2 separate regions of the Homo sapiens genome follow, and region 2 is linked to region 1. Evidence: read pairs that join two places in POLR2A ChIA-PET (ENCODE). Cell type or tissue: GM12878. All regions are shown on one strand. Links, peaks and the distances in the headings refer to the core of each region. The heading gives the core; the rest is flanking DNA.

The links. ChIA-PET counts read pairs that join two places held together with the same protein. Peaks named below come from ENCODE experiments on the same cell type or tissue, not always from the same donor. Only the 100,000 strongest peaks of a DNase experiment are listed, where the experiment ranks them.
Region 2: POLR2A ChIA-PET joins it to region 1 with 6 read pairs; 3 of 35 experiments call an interaction of 5 or more read pairs at or near these places.

Annotation. Positions count from the first base shown.
Region 1 is chr15:59,109,032-59,113,425 of GRCh38, reverse strand. The region is part of intron 3 of CCNB2 (cyclin B2); the gene reads right to left. Among named protein-coding and RNA genes, the nearest start is that of CCNB2, 6.1 kb to the right of the region's middle. In GM12878, for the core only: no CTCF peak of the experiment used is centred there; no DNase peak of the experiment used is centred there.
Region 2 is chr15:59,290,828-59,295,221 of GRCh38, reverse strand. All of the region lies in intron 1 of MYO1E (myosin IE), which reads left to right. Among named protein-coding and RNA genes, the nearest start is that of MYO1E, 80 kb to the left of the region's middle. In GM12878, for the core only: no CTCF peak of the experiment used is centred there; no DNase peak of the experiment used is centred there; H3K4me3 peaks cover 1,409 bases; H3K27ac peaks cover 1,429 bases.

The DNA.
Region 1 (4,394 bases), core at 285-4,284:
GGCACCTCAAACATCTATATAATCCCTGATACGTAGTAGGTGCTCAATAAATGGAAGAAACTTGACCACCTGGGTTCAAAGATTACTGGAGCTGATCATTCTACTTTAGTAGCAGCCTCTTCTGCAGTATAATGTTTTCTTCTCTTTAACTAATTTATTCTAAATTGAAAAACTGGCAACTAAAAAGGAGAAAAGCATATTGCAGTCTATAAATAAAATAGGAGAAGGGAGCGAAGACTGAGCAAGTTCACAACTCAGTATTTCACTTTCCTATGCTGACTGGGTAATTATTTATAAAAATTATGCAAATTAAAAATTTATAAAGCAGTTAAAACAAGTATTTATTAATGAAAGATAAAAAAATCTTTGCTTTTTTAAATGTTTTTTTTTTTGAGATGGAGTCTCGCTCTGTCGCCCAGGCTGGAGTGCAGTGGCACGACCTTGGCTCACTGCAAGCTCCGCCTCCCGGGTTCACGCCATTCTCCTGCCTCAGCTTCTGGAGTAGCTGGGACTACAGGCGCCTTCCACCACACTCGCCTAATTTTTTGTATTTTTAGTAGAGACGGGGTTTCACCGTGTTAGCCAGGATGGTCTCGATCTCCTGACCTTGTGATCCGCCCACCTCGGCCTCCCAAAGTGTTGGGATTACAGGCTTGAGCCACTGCACCCAGCCAAATCAATGCTTTCAAAAAAAAAGTACTTCTCCAAGTAAAACCTAACAAGATGCTAAGCTATACAAATATATATTAAGGTAATAAAATATTTTTTAAAAAGAGGAGGCGGCCAGGCCTGGTGGCTCACGCCTATAATCCCAGCACTTTGGGAGGCCAAGGTGGGTGGATCACGAGGTCAGAAGTTTGAAATCAGCCTAACCAACATGGTGAAACCCCATCTCTACTAAAAATACAAAAATTAGCTGGGCCTGTGGTGTCACACACCTGTAATCCCAGCTACTCAGGAGGCTGAGGCAGGAGAATCGTTTGAACCTGGGAGGCAGAGGTTGCAGTGAGCGGAGATCACACCACTGCACTCCAGCCTGGGTGACAGAGCGAGACTCTGTCTCAAAAAAAAAAAGACAATTTTAATTTACAGTAAAGCTCAATGATTATAATTTCCAGTCTTCGAGGATGCATCAATAACAACAATAACAAAACAAAAAAACAGTTTAAAACATGTCCTCCCCTCTTAAATCAAAGGTCTTAAACTGAGGAAGAACCAGGTGAGCAAGAACTATGCAGGCATGCATGCCATTTATACAAGAATTTGAGAACCCAGGCCAAGTGCGGTGGCTCACACCTGTAATCCCAGCATTTTGGAAGGCTGAGGCAGGTGGATTGCTTCAGCTCAGGAGTTTGAGGCCAGCTTGGGAAACATGGCAAAACCTCGCCTCTACAAAAAATACAAAAATTAGCCAGGCATGGTGGCGCACACTTGTTGTCCCAACTACTTGGAGGCTGAAATGGGAGAATCACCTGAGCCCAGGAGATCAAAACTGCAGTGACCCATGATTATGCCACTGTACTCCAGCCTAGAGACAGAGTGAGACTCTGTCAAAAAAAAAAAAAAAAAGAAAGAAAGAAAGAAAAGAATAGAATAGAATTTGGGAACCTGGAAACCTCAAGGAGCTAGAACAAATGAGTAGAGGTACCCAGGGTACCAGAGACGGTAAGACCTTAAGGAAGATGAACAGGCAAAAGCAAACCAAAGAAAATCAAGGCAATTCTGGGAACTGCAAATTGATTTGAGATGTCAGCAGGATAGCCTGTGAGGTATGAGAAGATGAGCTGAAAAGCTGAACAACAGCCGAGCTTCTAGAAGCTTAGATTTTATCCAAACGTTAAGGTGAAAAACTGAAGGAGTTTATCAAGTGACTAGAATCAGATTTGCATTGTAATAAGCATATGCAGCTTCAGCTGAAGGTTAACTTTTTCAAGGATAAGCATTATCACCCACCCCTGGAAGGGCAGTCAATAACAAAAAGTCTGGTTTAAGGAGATAGAGGTTATCATGTGCTATCATACCACTTTAGAATATTTTTCTGGCTCCTATTCAGAAGTGCAACTGAGTTTAGCCATATCCAAAAGCCACCAAGGGCTTGGCGTGGTGGCTCACATCTGTGATCCGGGCACTTTGGAAGCCCAAGGTGGGAGGATTGCTTGTGCCCAGGAGTTTGAGTCCAACCTGGGCAACATAGTGAGATCTTCTCCATCAATCAAGCAGTCAACAACAAAAGCCACTAGGATAAGACAAAGATTCTTGCCCTGGCCCTTAATTTAGAATTCCTTGAAAGCATTCATTTTGAACTCCAACATAATTTAATTATTGTAAGACCCTTTCTAAGATCCTACTCATCTGGTCAGGTAATCTGTTCTAGCTATGACTCCTCAGTACCTCTCATAAGCATGCATCTCTCTTTGTGACAGATAAAGCCATACTTCTACTCCTATGTCCTCCAACTTGACTGGGAGCTCCTCTAGACAGAATCGATGGTTTATTCAACTTGTTTCCCCAGTGTCCAGCAAACATGGGACTAGTAGAAAGCCTTCCATGTCCTTTCTAACTACTGTGTTTACCAAAGCCTCATTAATCAGCAAAAAACACCATTTTCTCCAAAACCTGCAGGATAATAAGCTTCTATGACTACCTGTAAAGGGCTGGAACTCTTCCGAGGTCTCAGCCAGGGCACTTTGTGATTCAGTTGTGTCAACTGCTACAGAGAAAGAAACCTGCCCTCCAGTTTTGCAAAAAGGATAGTATAAATTTGGTTAGAAGACTGGGAACATCTCCTATCATGGACACATGGCTTATGTTATCACCTTTCCAGGAAAATTGATAGAAACCTGTGCACTCAAGTGGCATTTCCACACCTCCAGGGATTGGCTCTAAAGAACAGTGATAACCCTGCAGATAAAGCAGATGACAAAGTAAAAGCCAGAAGGCTGACCAGAGACAGGCAGGCAGAGAGACTCACCTGCTAGAAGGTGGGACTCTACCTAAATCGTGGACTTAGAGATTCCTTCACTACTTTCTCAGAGGGAAATGTATTTGAATTGGAAATAATTCCTGTTCATTAATTCCTCATAACTTCTAAATCTAGAACATGTAGCTATATGTTTCAACCCTGGAATTGATTTTTATATGAACTGAGCTACGGGTCCATAATGCTTTATCTCAAACAGTGGCCTCAATTTTGCCAGGAAGCAAGAGAAAAAGGAGTCAGCCAAGGAGTAAAGGAAACACAAAAAGGATGAAGTTATGGAGGTCACAGGAGGAAACTATTTTTCCCTTTGTTTCTTTAGTAACATATTTATGGTCTTTGCTTTTAAAAAAAGAAAAAAAAAAGCCTTCTTTTCTTCTTCTCTAACTTGAACAGTAATATGTACCCATGGTAAAAGTTTGAAGTTTTTTGTTTTTGTTCTTGTTTTGTTGTTGTTGTTTTTTGAGACAGAGTCTCGCTGTCGCCCAGGCTGGAGTGCAGTGGCACAATCTCGGCTCACTGCAGGCTCCGGCCCCCAGGGTTCACGCCATTCTCCTGCCTCAGCCTCCCAAGTAGCTGGGACTACAGGCGCCCACCACCTCGCCCGGCTAATTTTTTGTATTTTTAGTAGAGACGGGGTTTTACTGTGTTAGCCAGGATGGTCTCGATCTCCTGACCTCGCGATCCGCCCGCCTCGGCCTCCCAAAGTGCTGGGATTACAGGCGTGAGCCACTGCACCCGGCCAAAGTTTGACGTTTTAAGGAAGAAAATGAAAGTCAATCTTAAGTCCAACATAATATTCAAAAATAACTACCATCAATATTCTGCATACAAATGTACATTTTAAAAGCAAATCTGGGGTTGCACTGTTTATATATTGTTATAATCTGATTTTTCCACTTAATGTTACAAGCATTTTGATGCCTTTAAATATTCTACTAAAACATGATATTTATGGCTGCATAGTATTTCCTTAAATGGATTTAACTAGGGTATTTCTCTACTCTATAAGAGACACTCATCATAGCACTATCTAAAAGTACTTGATTATCCCTCTGATCATTTTCTTTGGATAAAAAACAAAGCTACTGGGTATGGAGAATAACCATTTGAAATATACTACCGCCAGGCGCAGTGGCTCACACCTGTAATCCCAGCACTTTGAGGGGCGGGGGCAGGTGGATCACCTGAGGTCAAGAGTTGGAGACCAGCCAGGCCAACATAGTGAAAATCAGCTGGGCATGGTAGCATGCACCTGTAATCCCAGCTACTCGGGAGGCTGAGACAGGAGAATCGCTTGAACCCGGGAGGCGGAGGTTGCAGTTAGCAGAGATCGAGCCACTGAACTGCAGCCTGGGCGACAGAGCAAGACTCCGTCCCCCCCCAAAAATATATACATATACTGCCAAATCGCCCT
Region 2 (4,394 bases), core at 264-4,263, 180 kb before region 1:
TTCAGTCCTAACTCAAATCTGATCTCCCTGAAGCCTCCTAGGATGACTCAACTTTTAGTGATTTTGTCTCATTCATTACTTCATTGAACAGGCATTTATAAAGCCACTTATGTGCATGGCTCTTTATTAGGACAAGGAGAGTTCAGAGATGAGGCATGCCCCATCCTCAGGTCACTTACAGTTGAGAAAGGGAGGGAGAGGAGATATAAATAAGCCAACAGTGGGGGTCAGAGGACAGACAAGATTACCGATAATCTGGGAACTTGCAGGCTTTAAAGAGGTAGCATTTGCATGGGGTCTTCAAGGATGGACTAGATTGAACATGCAGGATATTTGGTCCAGGTGGTGAGAACATCATGGACTAAGATGCAGAGGTCAGATGTTCCATGCAAAGAGCCCCAGGCAGACTGGTGGCAGGAGCATGAGGCATTGTGGGAAATAGCACTGGCAAGGAGAGTGGGCTATGAGCTAGGCTAAGGAATTTGAACCTCACTGACTGGTAGGGAGGAGCTCCCCTGAGGGCAAGAGAAACCCTGGCTGTTAGGAAGAGTCAAACCCCCGTCCTGTGGGGGCTGAAACGACAGGGGCAAGGGAGCCAAGAAGGCCTGTGTTCTCCCTTGAGTTCCTGTGGCTGCCATTGACAATTGAAAGCGGGAGGGCAAAGATACTGGCATTTCCAGGACATTTTGTGGTATATGGCATGACGTGACCAAGCACAGCTATCTCTCACTATCCAAAGCTGTTTATTTCCAAGTTCAATGGGGTTTGGGTAGGACATTTGGGAATAAGGAATGCTCCTTTGTCCAAATCTATTTGGAATAGGAAGTAGTGAGATTCCAGATAAGAGGTGATTTATCAAAAATTTTATACAGATCTATTTAGTTCCTGATTTTGGACCTCAGAGAATGAGGGATATCTGCCTTTGAAGCAGCTGGCCCAGGAAAATCCGAGAGACCTCTAAGGGGCACGATCATGAGATAGAACTCACACCAAACCATCTCAGACTGTTACAGTTTGTCTAGTTGGTTAACATAAGCAGGGGTGATATAAAATGTTTAAATAGTTAGCAACATGAATACCGAACAATCAGGGTGGAAGCCAGCCAGACGCTCTTTCCAGTGGGAACTGAGTATCAGTTCTGTATATATGTCAGGGTTTCTGTTGTTATTTTGTTTTGTTTGAGACAGGGTCTTGCTCTGTTGCCCAGGCTGGAATGCAGTGGTACAATCATGGCTCACTGCAGCTTTGACTTCTCAGGCTCAAGCATTTCTCCACCTCAGCTTCCCAAGTAGCAGGGACCACAGGCATGCGCCACCATGCCTGGCTAACTTTTGCATTTTTAGTAGAGACAGGGTTTCACCATGTTTCCCAGGCTAGTCTCAAACTCCTAGGCTCAAGTGATCCACCCACTTCAACCTCTCAAAGTGCTGGGATTACAGGCGTGAGCCACCACAGCTGGCCCATATATCAGGGTTTTTTGTTTTGTTTTGTTTTTGCTACATCAGATGAAAAAACTTTTGAGGGCTTCATTTACCTTTTCTGAATTCACTGTGATGCCTAAAACAACACTGTACATATGTTAGGGGCTTAATATTTTAGATTCAGCTGAATTTCATTAGCTTTATACATATTTTTTAATTTCACAAAAATTATTTATTTTATTTTGTTTTTTTTTTTAGAGGGAGTCTCACTCTGTCACCCAGGCTGGAGTGCAGTGGTGTGATCTTGGCTCACTGCAACCTCCACCTCCCAGGTTCAAGCGATTCTCCTGCCTTGGTCTCCCAAGTAGCTGGGATTACAGGTGCCTGCCACCACGCCTGGCTAATTTTTGTATTTTTAGTAGAGATGGGGTTTCACCATGTTGGCCAGGCTGGTCTCAAACTCCTGACCTCAAGTTAATAATCATGCCAGCATTATGGACTGTTGGGACAATTGAATGAGTTAGTATAAGTAAAGTGCTTAGAATGTTGCTTGGCAGATAGGGAACCCTCAATAAACTTAACTGGGAGGGGGTTTCATTCTAAGCCAGTGTGCCTTCCATCTGGTAGATGGGGGTGATTGTCCGTTGCCCTTCTTTTCCTAGCAGAATAAAAAGGGTGCCTTGCTGAATTCTAAACTGTTTTCTCCCACTCAGTGCAGACTTATTCCTTACCTGTGGTGTTTGGACCAATGGTACCCCCATGCCTCCCTGTGCAACTCCAGAAAAGTGGCTTCCCCAGCCCAGCACACAGGACAGCTTAAACAGTTTATGAGCCGAGGCCTCCCCTTTGTCTACAAACTCCCATTTGCCTGCCACCTCAAATCCTATGGGATAGATCCCCCTGAGACTTTATACAACAAGGTCACCTCTCAAGCTCTGGCTTGTAGAAATTTAGTCCCTTCTTTGGCAATGTGGATGCCTGAAGTAGTAGATAGTGGGCTATGTTCAGATAAGAAAGACCCCCTAAATGGGTAGACCCACGCTCATTTCGCGGTCTTGTTTGTAGCTGTAGTACTGTCGCAGTTCAGTTGAGATTTTCATCACACTGGTCAGGAAATTCATAGTGAAGGTTACTACAGCAACCTTAACTCTGCTCTGGAAAGCATAGCCCTTACAATGGGGCCTTTCAGAGGCTGGCCCTGAAGCTGGGCAGTGATTCAGTCTATTCAGAACACAATGGGGCAAACCAGAATAGAAAGGAACTGCACATTGTTTTAGGCCTCCCATTGCCATCTGTAGCATTTCGTATTGTTGTCCATCCTTGCGGCCAACATGAGTTTTAGTTTCTCTAGTAACGCACTTTAAATTTCAGAACTCATATGCCTGCCAGTCGTAGTACATTTCATGGGAGTTGAAATAGTAATAATAATTCTGTAGTGGTGTACAAACTCACAGCCAGAAGATGCTGTAGAAACACATGTAGGAAAAGGTGGATTAAGGCTTTTCATTTGGAGACAAGGGAAACACCCATTGGGTGTGTTTGAAACAAAACTGATGAATTTGCCTTGAAATCCTGTAAAACTATCATAGATTTTTTTCTTTAAAAAGAATGTAATCTTTAAATGACCAGTAAAATAAAATCACCCCTTGCCTTTATCCACAGCCACTCAAAACAAATCCACTCACCAAACAAAATTTACTTAACAATAGGATCTGAACGGTTTACTTACATTTTTAAATCTAGAGAGTGTTGGGTAGATTTTAAAAAGCTGAATTTAGCTATTTAGCATGTGAACTATAGTTATACTAAGCAAAAGAGCTGTGGTTTCCTTAGAATGAGAGTTGGAAGGAAACTTTTTAAAATTTTTTTTTCCTTTAGAGCATTTATGGTATTTGATTTATTCATACTGCTTGCCCTGTGATCAAACAACTTTTCTTTGTTGTCTATTTAGATCCCTAGGGTTGTTTTATTTCCTTCCCTTCTTTAATGTTTCCCTCATGTTTAATTTAAATCATTTGCTTTTTATCTTCCTCGGCATCTCAAGCTATTTCTCTTTTTGTTAATCTTTGTTTTCTCTCTCTCTCTCTCTTTTTTTTTTTTTTTTTTTTTTTTTTTTTTAGTATTTTTAGTAGAGACGGGATTTCACCATGTTGGCCAGGCTAATCTCAAACTCCTGATCTCAGGTGATCCGCACGCCTTGACCTCCCAAAGTGCTGGGATTACAGGTGTGAGCCACCACGCCTGGCCACCTTTGTTCTCTTTTTGCTGCACTAAATTTAAAAAATAAATAAAAAATAATTGAAATGTGCTTTTGTTTGTTTGTTTTAGTGCAAAGCTAGCAGCTACTTCTGTATCTTAAACACACCAGCCTCCAACAAACACCAACAAACAATCGGTGAAACCTTTTCCTTTTAACTCCGGTGAACTTGAATTGACATGTAGTCACACCCAGGTATCTTTGGGTGTTGGTTATTTGATTAGGAGGTAATACTGTGTTTTTGGTCCAACTCCAAGGAAAGGAAGGGGTCACAGACCAGCAAAGAATATCAGGAGTACTGGTGCTGCTTTTCTTCATATTTTGGGTCGCTGGGCTCAGGTAGAAAGAGACTTTTGTGCACTTGGGAACAGAGTATCGTACAAATCCTTTCAGCATTTTTGCAACCAGAAACCATGCAAATGTTTTTGCAGATATGCTTGTGGTCTTGCTGGCAGTTTGTGAGCACAACGCTCTGTTTGAGGTGGTGATGTTGACTTCTGTTTTCTATTCACTGTCCTGCCCCAAATCGAGCATGCCGTCTTGTACTTTAATTGTGTGAGCACACTCTTTTCTACCTAATGCGGAGAGTGGGTATCAGTTGGTCTCCATTCCTTGCATAAAATGATTTTTACTATTACTGCTTTGAGATAATTTGTGTGTTTATCTCAGCACCTTTGACTCTCATTCCTGTCAGTACAGCAAGGGAACCCAGCATT